Regions from separate parts of the Homo sapiens genome. Here region 2 is linked to region 1. A link is a contact called in ENCODE Hi-C or POLR2A ChIA-PET data. All regions are on one chromosome and are shown on one strand. The core of a region is the stretch at or near the end of the contact, and the rest is flanking DNA. Distances in the headings are between cores, read along the strand shown. Region 1 overlaps PCGF3 (polycomb group ring finger 3). Region 2 overlaps GAK (cyclin G associated kinase).

Region 1 (3,435 bases), core at 277-2,776:
GGCCACAAAACCCATGCAACCTCCCGTTAAGCCTAAATAACTATAACGTCGCATCAAAACTTCAGTAAGATGAAGAAGCGATTCCTAGAATAAAATTAGTGTGAAATAAAATTTTAAAATTACCCAAAACAATCTGGAACAAACCCTCGGATGACTTCCCAAGTTTTGGAAGACGGAGATCAGGAACTCATCACGAAGTTATAGACGCGGATAATCCCACAAACGGACACGGAATCCAAGTTTAAGGGCAGCCACAAGAAGAACAGAAAGAGAATGCAAAATTCCCAAACCATTAGAGCAGAGAAAGAAGACACCAAAACCGGATCCAAGCCCTCATGGAGAGGGGAAAAAATGTATTCTCACAACAAAGACAACGGGTTAAACTCTCCTATCAAAGAGAACCTGAGATGTGTGCAAAAAAGCAAAGCAAAGGCCTCCGTAACACAGCTGAAACAAATGACAGGGAGGGTGGAAGCAGAGACCAACAGCAACTGTAGCGATGTTAGTACAAGAGAATCGGGGGTTAGAGCGAAAACACACTGAACAGGAAAAAAGAAAAAAAAAGAATCCACACTGGCAAAAGGTGCAAGTCATCAAAACTACGTAAGAACCATCAGCCTGCATAGCCAGCAGCACGGCTCCTAAGCAACACCGCGAGGTTACAGAGACACGGAGAAAACAAGAATCCACAAGAAAAACGACCGGACTTGGATGTCGGAGTTCACAATCTCCCAGGCTGCCTGCTTGTTTCTCATTCATTCAACTTAACACCTCAAAGTGCCTCACAAATAGGAAATCATTTAATCTTCATAAAAACCTCGAGGCAATCTCACCACCACCTCACGCCACAGACAGAGAAACTGAGGCAGAGGTAGGTCACTTGTGAAGGGCCACACCCTGGCTAAAGGCAGAGCAGGACGTGGGCAACTGGCCCCCGGGGTCCGCTTGTTTACCCACCACACCAACCAGCAAACTCAGCCAAAGGAAAATCACCCCAGGACCCCTGGAAAATCTGCACCCAAGTGAACAAGCAAGAAGATCTCAATCCCCCAAGGCAGAGATCCGTGTAGACAACACTCCCTGACCGCCCGGGAAGGAGACTAGAAAGAGGAGTGGATGGAACCCAAAAAGGCCACGTTACTCAAATGTTTCAGAACAAACTTCTCGATTAAAAAGGAACTCTGATGAAATTACAGCTTCTTTAGAAATGAATGCCAGTGAAAATATTATTCATCAAAGTCCGCAGGGAGCAGCCAGGAGCACACAGGAAACACAGCCGGAAATGCGCTTACAAAGACTTGGCGGGCACGTGGGCTCACGCCTGGAATCCTGGCACTTTGGGAGACTGAGGCAGGTGGACTGCTTCAGCCCAGGAGTTCAGACCGGCCTAGGCAACACAGCAAGACTCCATCCATCTCTACAAAAAATTAAAAAAGTTAACTGGTGTGATCTGCCAACAGTGTCTGCTACTCTGGAGGCTTGGGCAGGAGCCCAGGAGGCAGAGGGTACAGGGAGCTGTGATTGCACCATTGCACTCCAGGTTGGGTGAGAGAGCCAGATCCCGTCTCAAAGAATAACAAAAGACTTTTAACTCAAGATGTCAGAAAAAAAAAAGTTTTAAGAAAATTCAGCAAGGCTGGGTGCAGTGACTCACACTTTGGGAAGCCGAGGCAGGTGGATCACGAGGTCAGGAGTTCAAGACCAGCCTGGCCAACATGGTGAAACCCCATTTCTACTAAAAATATAAAAATTAGCCGGGTGTGGTGGGGTGTGCCTGTAATCCCAGCTACTTAGGAGGCTGAAGCAGGAGAATCGCTTGAACCCAGGAGGCAGAGGTTGCAGTGAGCCAAGATTGTGCCACTGCACTCCACACTCCAGCCTGGCGACAAAGTGAGACTGTCTCAAAAAAAAAAAAAAAAAAAAAAAAGGAAAGAAAATTCAGCAGGGCATGGTGGCTCATGCCTGTAATTCTAGAACTTTGGGAGGCTGAGGTGGGTGGATCACCCGAGGTCAAGAGTTCAAGATCAGCCTGACCAACATGGAGAAACCCCATCTCTACTAAAAATTCAAAATTAGCCAGGCGTGGTGGCGCATGCCTGTAATCCCAGCTACTTGGGAGGCTGAGGCAGGATAATCGCTTGAACATGGGAGGCAGAGGTTGCAGTGAGCCGAGATCGTGCCATTGCACTCCAGCCTGGGCAACAAGAGCAAAACTTCATCTCAAAAAAGAAAAAAACAAAATTCAATATTTGATCAATTTAAAAAAATTGGCCCTTTTGAAAGCAACAAATAAATCTTTAGCACGTCAAGGATCAAAAGAAAAGGTAAATATTAGTAAAAGTAAACACTGATATAAATTTAAAACTGCAAAACAGAGATTAAACTGGAGGAGGACATCACACACAGCTTTACATCGATCCATGGAAAACCACACCAGAGTAAAGGGGAGCAGCAGCCTGCACCCCTCTGGAACACCAGCCCACCCAGCAGACCCCAAAACTGAATTTCCACGAGATCCCAGGGGGTTCCTCACCACTGGGGAACTGCTGTAAGGACAAGTACCTAACAAAGGCCAACCAGGAAAGACCCAGGGGCCTCCGCGCAGACGAGACCAACACCAGAGACAGAAAAACAGCGTGGTTCCAGGAGAGCCGCCAAGCCACCAACAGAGGAAGCACCAGGTACGTCAACATCGGAAACCAGGCATGGCAGTGAAACCGGGGTCATGAAAGAAGAAGGTGATTTCCTCGCTTCCTGCCCCTCCGGACCCCTTCTCTGAACTGGCCGCTCTTCTCTACTGACCCACAAGGCAACGCCATCACATCCCACGTTGGACACACGTGTCTATTTCTGTAATGCTCACTGAACGTTTTAAACAACGTGTAAATGTAAACTAAAAAATTAAGGTTCCGTTACTTGGCTGGGCGCGGTGGCTCATGCCTGTAACCCCAGCACTTTGGGAGGCTGAGGCGGGCCAGAAGTTCGAGACCAGCCTGGCCAACGTGGTGAAACCCTGTCACTACTAAAAATACAAAAGTTAACCAGACGGAGCGGCAGGTGCCTGTAGTCCCAGCTACTCGGGAGGCTGAGGCAGGAGAATCGCTTGAACCCAGGAGGCAGAGGCTGCAGTGAGCCGGGATGGTGCCACCGCATTCCAGCCTGGCAGACAAGAGCAAAACTCCATCTCAAAAAAAAAAAAAAGTTCTCTAGACGTGGGTATGGAATTTCATCAAATTCTTTTACTGCATCTCTGTGACCGTGTAGTTTTTCTGTCTTCATCTGGTAATACAGTAAATGACACACGAAGAGGCCCTCGACGTTCACTCTCACTTTCCTTTCAACACACTGCCAGGCTTTACTTTCTTTCACGTAACATTCACGGAGCACAGAGACGCGCCCGGAGGAAAAGGCACAAAACGTGGGCCATGGGGCTGA
Region 2 (3,435 bases), core at 311-2,810, 120 kb before region 1:
TTGGGAGACGGGCCTCCGGCAGAGCTGAGTTGCACCTCAGTGGGGCTGTGCACCCGGCATGTCAGCCTGTTCTTTAATGGCTCACGAGCTAAGAATGATTTCATATCTTTTTAAAGGTGAAAAAAAAAGAACATGCCCACAAAGTCTGAAATAACAACCCTCGCTCTTCATCCCAGTCTGTGGGCCTGGGGAGGCTGGCAGCATGGGCCATGCTGGCGGGGCCCCTGGGTACAGGGGAAGGGCCTGGGCGGAGGGACAGACTGTCACCACCTGGGGATCCCACACCTCTCTTTGCCCACACCCCCAGTGGGCTCCCAGCCCCTCTGAGGCTTTTCAGGAAAACACCTGGGCGCCATCACTGGACCTCACCCCAGACACACCCCAAGGGATGCACCTGCCACTTCCTGTCCCAGCACCCCTGGCCTTCCCATCGGGCTCGTCCCTTCTGCCGCCTGTTCCCAGAGCACCCTTGATTGGTGTTCCTACCCCCTAGTGCTGCCATGTGGCCCCCACTTGACTCAGCCTGAGGCACCGCAGAGGCCCAGGCGGAGAGAGCCACAGGCAGACCCTTGAGGCAGAGGCTGGAGGTGGGTGTGCTGGAGACGCCTCAGGAACAACACCCCACCGCCCGCCCAGAAGCTTCTGCAGCACTCGCCAGGGCCCTGGGCCAAGGAGGCGCTGAGGGGCCGTGCCATGGGGACATTGGTGCTGGCCATGTGGGTTCGCCAAGGCCCTGGGCTGAGGGGACGCGCCGTGGGGACCCTGGTGTTCCTGCAGCACTTGCCAAGGCCCTGGGCCGAGGAGGTGCCGAGGGGCCATGCCATGGGGACCCTGGTGCTGGCCACGTGTGTTCACCAAGGCCCTGGGCCGAGGAGGCCCTGAAGGGACGCGCCGTGGGGACCCTGGTGCTGGCCACGTGTGTTCACCAAGGCCCTGGGCCGAGGAGGCCCTGAAGGGACGCGCCGTGGGGACCCTGGTGCTGGCCGTGTGGTCTCACTAGCCTGTGGTTTTGTTTCCTTTTCGCAGAAGAGAAGGAGGCAGAGACTGGTGCAGAAAATGCCTCTTCCAAGGAGAGCGAGTCTGCCCTGATGGAGGACAGAGACGAGAGTGAGGTGTCAGATGAAGGGGGATCCCCGATCTCCAGCGAGGGCCAGGAACCCAGGGCCGACCCAGAGCCCCCCGGCCTGGCAGCAGGGCTGGTGCAGCAGGACTTGGTTTTTGAGGTGGAGACACCGGCTGTGCTGCCAGAGCCTGTGCCACAGGAAGACGGGGTCGACCTCCTGGGCCTGCACTCCGAGGTGGGCGCAGGGCCAGCTGTACCCCCGCAGGCCTGCAAGGCCCCCTCCAGCAACACCGACCTGCTCAGCTGCCTCCTTGGGCCCCCTGAGGCCGCCTCCCAGGGGCCCCCGGAGGATCTGCTCAGCGAGGACCCGCTGCTCCTGGCAAGCCCGGCCCCTCCCCTGAGCGTGCAGAGCACCCCAAGAGGAGGGCCCCCTGCCGCTGGTACGTGTTTCTGTTCTGAAGGCGAGTGGCTTCACAGTAGATGAGTGATGAGGCTGAGTCATTCTCACTGCATGGGCGTGTTTCGAAGGTGCTTGCAGGAAGGGAACGTGCCCTTCCCCCACCTCCCCCAGGAGCAGCCTCGGGGTCATGTCAGGGTTCTGTGCTGCCCACCTGAGCTCACGGGCCGGGAGCTACTGGCTTCTCCATCTCAGCAGTGTTGCTGTGTCCCTGGGAAAGTCATCCTGAGGCGTGGGGCACGGGGAGCCCCTGGGCTGACTGCCTCAGTGCCCCTGCGAGGGCAGCCGTGGGGTCTGGGCTGCCCAGCTGGAGTGGCCTCTTGGGCAGGCCTGACTCCAGAGCTGGGCTCCTTTGTCTTCAGGCAGCCGGGCTGAGTCCTCCCCATGCCCGCCTGTCCCCACAGCTGACCCCTTTGGCCCGCTTCTGCCGTCTTCAGGCAACAACTCCCAGCCCTGCTCCAATCCTGATCTCTTCGGCGAATTTCTCAATTCGGACTCTGTGACCGTCCCACCATCCTTCCCGTCTGCCCACAGTGCTCCGCCCCCATCCTGCAGCGCCGACTTCCTGCACCTGGGTAAGTGCCTCTCGCCTGGCAGCCAGCTCTCCATGGCCGCCTCCCTCAGGACCGCAGCCTCTGGTGGGAAACAGAGCTGTGGGTCTCAGGCAGTGGTGGGGCTGGACTGTGTGGCCTCCGGGTGCGCTCCTTGCGGCCCAAGCATCCTGCAGGACGTCCCAGAGGTCAGGACAGACTGCTCCCTGCTCTGTCTCCCCAAACCATCCCCAAACCTGGAACAGGTTGTGGGGCCCTGCAGTGCCTCAGTCGTCTGTGACTGGCAACAGGTGTTTCTCCAGGCCTCCTCAGGCCCAGGCCTTGCAGCTGTTAGCAGAGAAGGCCACCTGCACCCAGAGCTTGTGTAGGGACCAGAGGTCAGAGGGAGGCAGCTGGGGGACCCAGGGTCCGGGAAGCTGACCTGGTCTGGGTGTAGCAGGGGCCGTGGGGCACCGTATCCATGGGGAGGAGGTCAGGCGCCGGGGCACAGCATGGCTTGTTTAGACAGACGCCGGTGGGGCCAGGCCCTGGGAGAGGGCTGCGCGCCCCTCCAGTGTGGTCCTAGGGGAAGGAGCCTGGGTTCTCTCTCCTGAGGAGGCAGCAGCGTGGTCCACGGCGTACTCTGGGGTGATGATGGTGACCATTGCAGGATGGCTTGTGGGCGGGTGTGTGGAGTGCAGCCTTGCAGCGTTGGGGCGGGTGCCGCCAGAGGTGTGCTGCGTGGCCAGAGCCAGGGCAGACAGGACCTGCTGGGCCCTCTGTCTGCCGAAGGCAGCTCAGCCAGGTGGAGCCACCTCGGGCTCTGGTGGGTTTTAGGAGAGGCGGGAACGCAGGCTGTGGGGATGGCGGCAGAAAGTGGGGTCCTGACAAACCCTTTTGGATGGGAATGCGCAGATGCTTGTTCTCAGCCTGGCCTGCGAGCTGCTCCGCCTGCTGGTGCCCCTACGTCCACTCGCTCAGTTCTGTGTGATGGGATGCATCCTCAGGACCCTTCAGGAAGAGAGAGGCCGTCAGCCCAGCCTCAGCTCAGCCTGGGTGCAAGAGGTGTCCGCTCCTAGGGCCCTGAGCACAGCCTGGCGCCCCGCCACATTTGCCTGCTGCTGAGACACCAAACTGTGCTCTCTTCTGGTTCCTTCTTCCCAGGGGATCTGCCAGGAGAGCCCAGCAAGATGACAGCCTCGTCCAGCAACCCAGACCTGCTGGGAGGATGGGCTGCCTGGACCGAGACTGCAGCATCGGCAGTGGCCCCCACGCCAGCCACAGAAGGTATGGCCACCACCCACCAAGGACAGGGCTCCCAGACGTGCAGCTGCTGTGGCCCGTCTCTATTTCACACGTACCTGTAACAGGGCCCTCTCTGCGCA

The links. A loop is a pair of places that touch in the nucleus more often than their neighbours do. ChIA-PET counts read pairs that join two places held with the same protein, here RNA polymerase II (POLR2A). Pooled maps may share reads with other maps.
Region 2: a loop to region 1 is called in a map of right lobe of liver, with 1.9 times the contacts of the local background. The contact joins two enhancer-like sites. A Hi-C loop is called at or near these places in 1 of 168 maps with a recorded cell type or tissue (right lobe of liver), 5 of 37 single-sample maps with no recorded cell type and 12 of 50 pooled maps. POLR2A ChIA-PET finds 5 or more read pairs at or near these places in 2 of 52 experiments (AG04449 and H1).

The regions. Positions count from the first base shown.
Region 1 is chr4:747,969-751,403 of GRCh38, reverse strand. The region is part of intron 8 of PCGF3 (polycomb group ring finger 3); the gene reads right to left. LOC124900163 (chloride intracellular channel protein 6-like) reads left to right here. Exons shown (of 2, transcript XM_047416474.1): 2 at 1-3,317. It overlaps LOC124900644 (a long non-coding RNA gene), which reads right to left. Exons shown (of 2, transcript XR_007057987.1): 2 at 3,220-3,435. Among named protein-coding and RNA genes, the nearest start is that of PCGF3-AS2, 26 kb to the right of the region's middle. Within about 2 kb of position 1,526, at least 3 of the 41 ENCODE cell types and tissues checked have a DNase peak (open chromatin) inside an H3K27ac peak, as active enhancers do.
Region 2 is chr4:865,024-868,458 of GRCh38, reverse strand. It overlaps GAK (cyclin G associated kinase), which reads left to right. Exons shown (of 28, transcript NM_005255.4): 21 at 1,027-1,503; 22 at 1,925-2,095; 23 at 3,215-3,337. Among named protein-coding and RNA genes, the nearest start is that of CPLX1, 41 kb to the right of the region's middle. RefSeq lists an enhancer at 923-2,122. Within about 2 kb of position 1,560, at least 2 of the 41 ENCODE cell types and tissues checked have a DNase peak (open chromatin) inside an H3K27ac peak, as active enhancers do.